2 separate regions of the Homo sapiens genome follow, and region 2 is linked to region 1. Evidence: chromatin loops called from intact Hi-C (ENCODE). Cell type or tissue: CD14-positive monocyte. All regions are shown on one strand. Each heading gives the region's core, and the rest is flanking DNA. Links, peaks and the distances in the headings are about the cores only.

Region 1 (2,806 bases), core at 125-2,624:
TGGCAAAGCCACTTCTCAGAGCTTTGGTTGTCTTCTTTATTAGCATAAATACTCTTTATGATTTTGTTAAATTAAGCATGGAATAAAGTGTTCTGCTTACATATTTTAAGTTTGCCTGAAAGGTTTCTCCATACATAGTGGGCTGTAACCTAACTGGATATGTGAACCAACTGTCACCTCCTCTTGTAGCAATCAGTTTCTGCCAGTCAGAGGTGGCCAACTGTCCAGACCAGGCTCAAATAAAGAAAACGCAGAACTGTAACCGATTGGGTGTTTTTACATGTCACTTCCGTCTTCTGTACCTTACTTCCATCTTCTTTAACTCATTTCTATTTTCAGTACTTCACTTCTGTCTTCTGTACCTCATGACCATCTTCTGAACCTTGTTCCCTCTTCTCTATCACACTTCCGTTTTCTATCACTTCTATCTTCTCTAACTCATTTCCACCTTCTGTACTTCACCTCTGTCTTCTGTACCTCGTCATCTTCTAGGCCTTCTTCAGTCTTCTGTGCCTCATTTCCATTTTCCTTACCTTATTTTCATCTTTGTACCTCACTTCTGTTTTTCATAAATGACTTCCGTTACCTGTTACTTCCGTTTTCTCCACATCACATTCGTTTTCTGTACCTCACTTCTGTTTTCCTTAACTGATTTCCATCTTCTGTACCTCACTGTTTTTCATAACTCACTTCCGTTTCCTGAGACTTACTTCCGTTTCCTCCACCTCACTTCCATTTTCTGTAACATCGATTTTCACAACCTCACTTCCGTTTGTTATACCTTATTTGCATCTTCTGTATCTTACTTTTTCACTACCTCACTTCTGTTTTGAGTAACTCACTTTCATTTCTTATGATGTACTTTGGTTTTCTCTACCTCACTTCTATTTACTACACCTCACTTCCGTTTTCATTACCTCATTTCCATCTTCTGTACCTCACTTGTTTTTCATAACTCACTTCCATTTTCTGTGACTCACTTCCATTTTCTCTACCTCACTTCCGTTTTGTCTACCTCACTTCCGTTTTTTCAACCTGACTTCTGTTTTCTATACCTTACTTCCATTTTCAGTGACTCACTTCTGTTTTTTATACCTTATTTCCATCTTCTGTATCTTACTTTTCACTACCTCACTTCTGTTTTTCCTATCTCACTTCCATTTCCTGTGACTTATTTCTGTTTTCTCTACCTCACTTCCTGTTATTAGACCTCACTTCTGTTTTTTTACCTCATTTTCATCTTCTGTACATCACTTGTTTTTCATGACTCTCTTCGGTTTCCTGTGACTTCTGTTTTCTGTACCTCACTTCTGTTTCCCTAACATCATTAGCATCTTCTGTACCTCACTTCTATTTTTCATAACTGACTTCCGTTTTCTGTGACTTACTTCCGTTTTCTCTACCTCACTTCCGTTTGCTGTACCTCACTTCTGTTTTCTGTAACTTCCGTTTTCACTACCTCAATTCCGTTTTTTATACCTTATTTTTGTCTTCTGTATCTTATTTTTTCACTACCTCACTTCCGGTTTTCATGACTCACTTCCGTTTGTTTACTTCACTTCCGTTTTCCGTACCTCTCTTCTGTTTTCCTAACATCATTTGCATCTTCTGTACCTCACTTCTGTTTTTCATAACTCACTTCCGTTTTCTGTGACTTACTTCCGTTTTTTCTACCTCACTTCCGTTTTTCTACCTCACTTCTGTTTTATGTACCTTACTTCCGTTTTCACTACTTTACTTCCGTTTTTATACCTTATTTCCGTCTTCTGTATATTACTTTTTCTCTACTTCACTTCCGTTTTTCATAACTCACTTCCATGTCCTGTAACTTACTTCCGTTTTCTGTACCTCACTTTCGTTTTCTGTACCTCATTTCCGTTTTCTGTACCTTACGTTTTCACTACCTCACTTCTGTTTTTCATGACTCACTTCCGTTTCCTGTACATCTCTTCTATTTTCTCTACCTCATTTCCGTTTTCTCTAGCTCACCTCTGTTTTCTATATTTTCCTTCAGTTTTTACTACCTCACCTCTGTTTTTTATACCTTACTTCAGTCTTCTGTACCCTACTTACATTTTCACTACCTCACTTCTGTTTTTTCATAAATCACTTACTTTTCCTGTGATTTACTTTGATTTTCTCTACCTCACTTCTGTTTTCTGTACCTCACTTTTGTTTTCTGTACCTCATTTCCGTTTTCTGTACCTCATTTCCGTTTTCTGTACCTCATGTTTTCACTACCTCACTTCTGTTTTTCTTAACTTACTTCCGTTTTCTGTACCTCACTTCCATTTTCTGAACTTCACTTCCATTTCCCTTACATCATTTTTATCCTCTGTACCTCACTTCTGTTTTCCATAACTCACTTCCGTTTCCTGTGACTTACTTCCGTTTTCTATACCTCACTTCCGTTTTCTGTATCTCACTTCCGCAATGGTCCCCACCTTGCCTGGAGACCAAGCTTTCTTTGCAGGCCTCATCAAGTGTGCTTGTGGCTTCATCAATAGTAAGTGCTATTCTCATGGTTATCTTCAGACAGAGATAAAACCATCAGTCTTGTTCTCAACTCTGCAACTTCTCTCCAGCAATCAGGTGCCTCTGGGGGACAGGTTGAAAGTCACACCAAGTCTGCTGGTTCTACACTAGCAGAGATGAAGTTTGGGTTGACAGATTCCCAGTGAGAATGCCAGCATCTGCTCTTCAACATCCCATGGCTGACCAGCTCCTTTACCTGCTATATTTTGTTAGTGTGCTTTTACTTTCATCTTTTCATAATAACTTGTAGTGTACAGATTATGGGACACTC
Region 2 (2,806 bases), core at 124-2,623, 1.0 Mb before region 1:
AACAAAAATAAATTAATATGGTGATATGAGAGCAGAAATGCACTTGGCATTCCCCAATGTGTGAGCACAGGACATAATACACCCCAGCTTGCCACTCAAGTGTGGCTGTGTGTTAGTTTACCATTAAGAAGTTAAAATATCTTGTAAATATACAAATAAGTGATTGAAGAAATAAATAAATGAGGAGAGTAGACAAGCCTTCCTTCCAAATAACAATTCCAATTTCTTCCAAATAAGAATTCCAAATAACAAATGTGGAAGGAATGAAGGAAATGGGAAAATCACCTTCAGACCTGCATAGTAATGATGTCATGGGCCAGAAACCCTGAAGAATAATAAATTCATGGCAAAGCTTTAAGGAGGAGCTGGGTACTTACATAGCCCCAAGCAACTCCTCCAAATACTTAAACAGTACTGGGATGGTTTCCACAGGGCCCCACACTCCTGGTACGCCTTCCATCAGAGAGTGGAGCTCAGTCTCCCCATACTGAGACCTGAGTGTGAGCTGAACTGGGTGACTCTGTGGACAGCGACTTCCCAGAATGAAGAAAGGAGAATGGTGACTCAGCAGAGTTAGGGAAGGGGAGGGTGACTCAGCAGAGTGAGGAAAGGGGGCAGTGACTTCACAGAGTGAGGGAAGGGGACAGTGACTTCACAGAGTGAGGGAAGGGGGCAGTGACTTCACAGAGGGAAGAGGAGGGTGACTTCACAGAGTGAGGGAAGGGGGCAGTGACTTCACAGAGTGAGGGAAGGGGACAGTGACTTCACAGAGTGAGGAAAGGGACAGTGACTTCACAGAGTGAGGGAAGGGGGCAGTGACTTCACAGAGTGAGGGAAGGGGGCAGTGACTTCACAGAGTGAGGGAAGAGGAGGGTGACTTCACAGAGTGAGGGAAGGGGACAGTGACTTCAAAGAGTGAGGGAAGAGGAGGGTGACTTCACAGAGTGAGGGAAGAGGAGGGTGACTTCAAAGAGTGAGGGAAGGGATGGTGACTCACAGAGTGAGGGAAGGGGACAGTGACTTCACAGAGTGAGGAAAGGGACAGTGACTTCACAGAGTGAGGGAAGGGGACAGTGACTTCACAGAGTGAGGGAAGGGGGCAGTGACTTCACAGAGTGAGGGAAGGGGGCAGTGACTTCACAGAGTGAGGGAAGAGGAGGGTGACTTCACAGAGTGAGGGAAGGGGACAGTGACTTCACAGAGGGAAGAGGAGGGTGACTTCACAGAGTGAGGGAAGGGGGCAGTGACTTCACAGAGTGAGGGAAGGGGACAGTGACTTCAAAGAGTGAGGGAAGAGGAGGGTGACTTCACAGAGTGAGGGAAGGGGGCAGTGACTTCACAGAGTGAGGGAAGAGGAGGGTGACTTCAAAGAGTGAGGGAAGGGGAGGGTGACTTCACAGAGTGAGGGAAGGGACAGTGACTTCAGAGTGAGGGAAGGGGAGGGTGACTCACAGAGAGAGGGAAGGGACAGTGACTTCACAGAGTGAGGGAAGGGACAGTGACTTCACAGAGTGAGGGAAGAGGACGGTGACTTCACAGAGTGAGGGAAGGGACGGTGACTTCACAGAGTGAGGGAAGGGACGGTGACTTCACAGAGTGAGGGAAGGGGACGGTGACTTCACAGAGTGAGGGAAGGGGACGGTGACTTCACAGAGTGAGGGAAGGGGACGGTGACTTCACAGAGTGAGGGAAGGGGACGGTGACTTCACAGAGTGAGGGAAGGGGACGGTGACTTCACAGAGTGAGGGAAGGGACGGTGACTTCACAGAGTGAGGGAAGGGGACGGTGACTTCACAGAGTGAGGGAAGGGACGGTGACTTCACAGAGTGAGGGAAGGGTAGCATGACTTCACAGAGTGAGGGAAGACTGAACAGGACAGAAGAGCCGGGGTGATGGATTTAGATGTGGGATCCTTGATTGGTCTCTGAGACATAAGAAGGACGTTAGTGAAAAAACAGATAAAATCCTCAAGTCTGCAGTTTGGGGCATGTGGAAATGTCAGTTTCTCAGGTTTGATAAAGGGACCCTGGTTACGTCAGTGTTAATATCAGGGAATCCTGGGGTATCAGCATAACCAGCTCTGTCCTATGATTTTTATTATTATTATTTTTTCAGAAGGAGTCTTGCTCTGTTGCCCAGGCTGGAGTGCAGTGTCACAATCTCGGCTCACTGCAAGCTCCGCCTCCCGAGTTCACGCCATTCTCCTACCTCAGCCTCCCGAGTAGCTGGGACTACAGGTGCCTGCCACCGCACCCGGCTGCTCTGTCCTATTATTTTTAACTCTTCCCTATACCTAAAATTATTTCAAAATGAAAAGATTTAGAAATGATGTAGAAGCAAACAGTAGTAGAACTGCTGCTGCGTCCTCACAGAACATCTGTATTTAATAAAGTCTAGTTTATGATTTGCTGGGGTACCTGAAAGACCCTAGCCAGGTGTCAGAGAGAGTTGGATTTGAATTCTTATTAAAATCATTCTTTGTAATGGAAATTTGGGCAAGTTATTTGACTTCTAAACTAAAATACCTCATATGTAAAGTAATTTTATTAAAGATTACTGTAAAGATTAAATGAGAAAAATATATAAAGCATTAAGTACATAAAAAGAATAGTTTCTTCTATCTCCTTATTTGTGTCTAAATGAAAACCAAAATATGCAGTTAATTATATGGGTATATTAGCCAAAAGAGATACGAAAACCTAGGTAGAAGAAAGGGACATTTAAATAATTTTAAAGCTATAATTTCTGATAAAGATCTATATCAAATACATCATTCCTTTTTCTTTCACTTGGTTTATTAAGTTCA

What was found. A loop is a pair of places that touch in the nucleus more often than their neighbours do. Peaks named below come from ENCODE experiments on the same cell type or tissue, not always from the same donor. Only the 100,000 strongest peaks of a DNase experiment are listed, where the experiment ranks them.
Region 2: it touches region 1 in a loop (7-fold over the local background); 2 of 110 quality-filtered maps call a loop at or near these places.

The regions. Positions count from the first base shown.
Region 1 is chr10:4,331,989-4,334,794 of GRCh38, forward strand. It overlaps LOC105376370 (a long non-coding RNA gene), which reads left to right and starts at 2,470. Exons shown (of 3, transcript XR_930589.3): 1 at 2,470-2,506; 2 at 2,586-2,743. In CD14-positive monocyte, for the core only: no CTCF peak of the experiment used is centred there; DNase peaks (open chromatin) are centred at 1,533 and 2,293; H3K27ac peaks cover 2,031 bases.
Region 2 is chr10:3,313,421-3,316,226 of GRCh38, forward strand. It overlaps LOC105376356 (a long non-coding RNA gene), which reads right to left and starts at 582. Exons shown (of 3, transcript XR_930566.3): 1 at 378-582. RefSeq lists an enhancer at 110-1,309. In CD14-positive monocyte, for the core only: no CTCF peak of the experiment used is centred there; DNase peaks (open chromatin) are centred at 581, 999 and 1,451.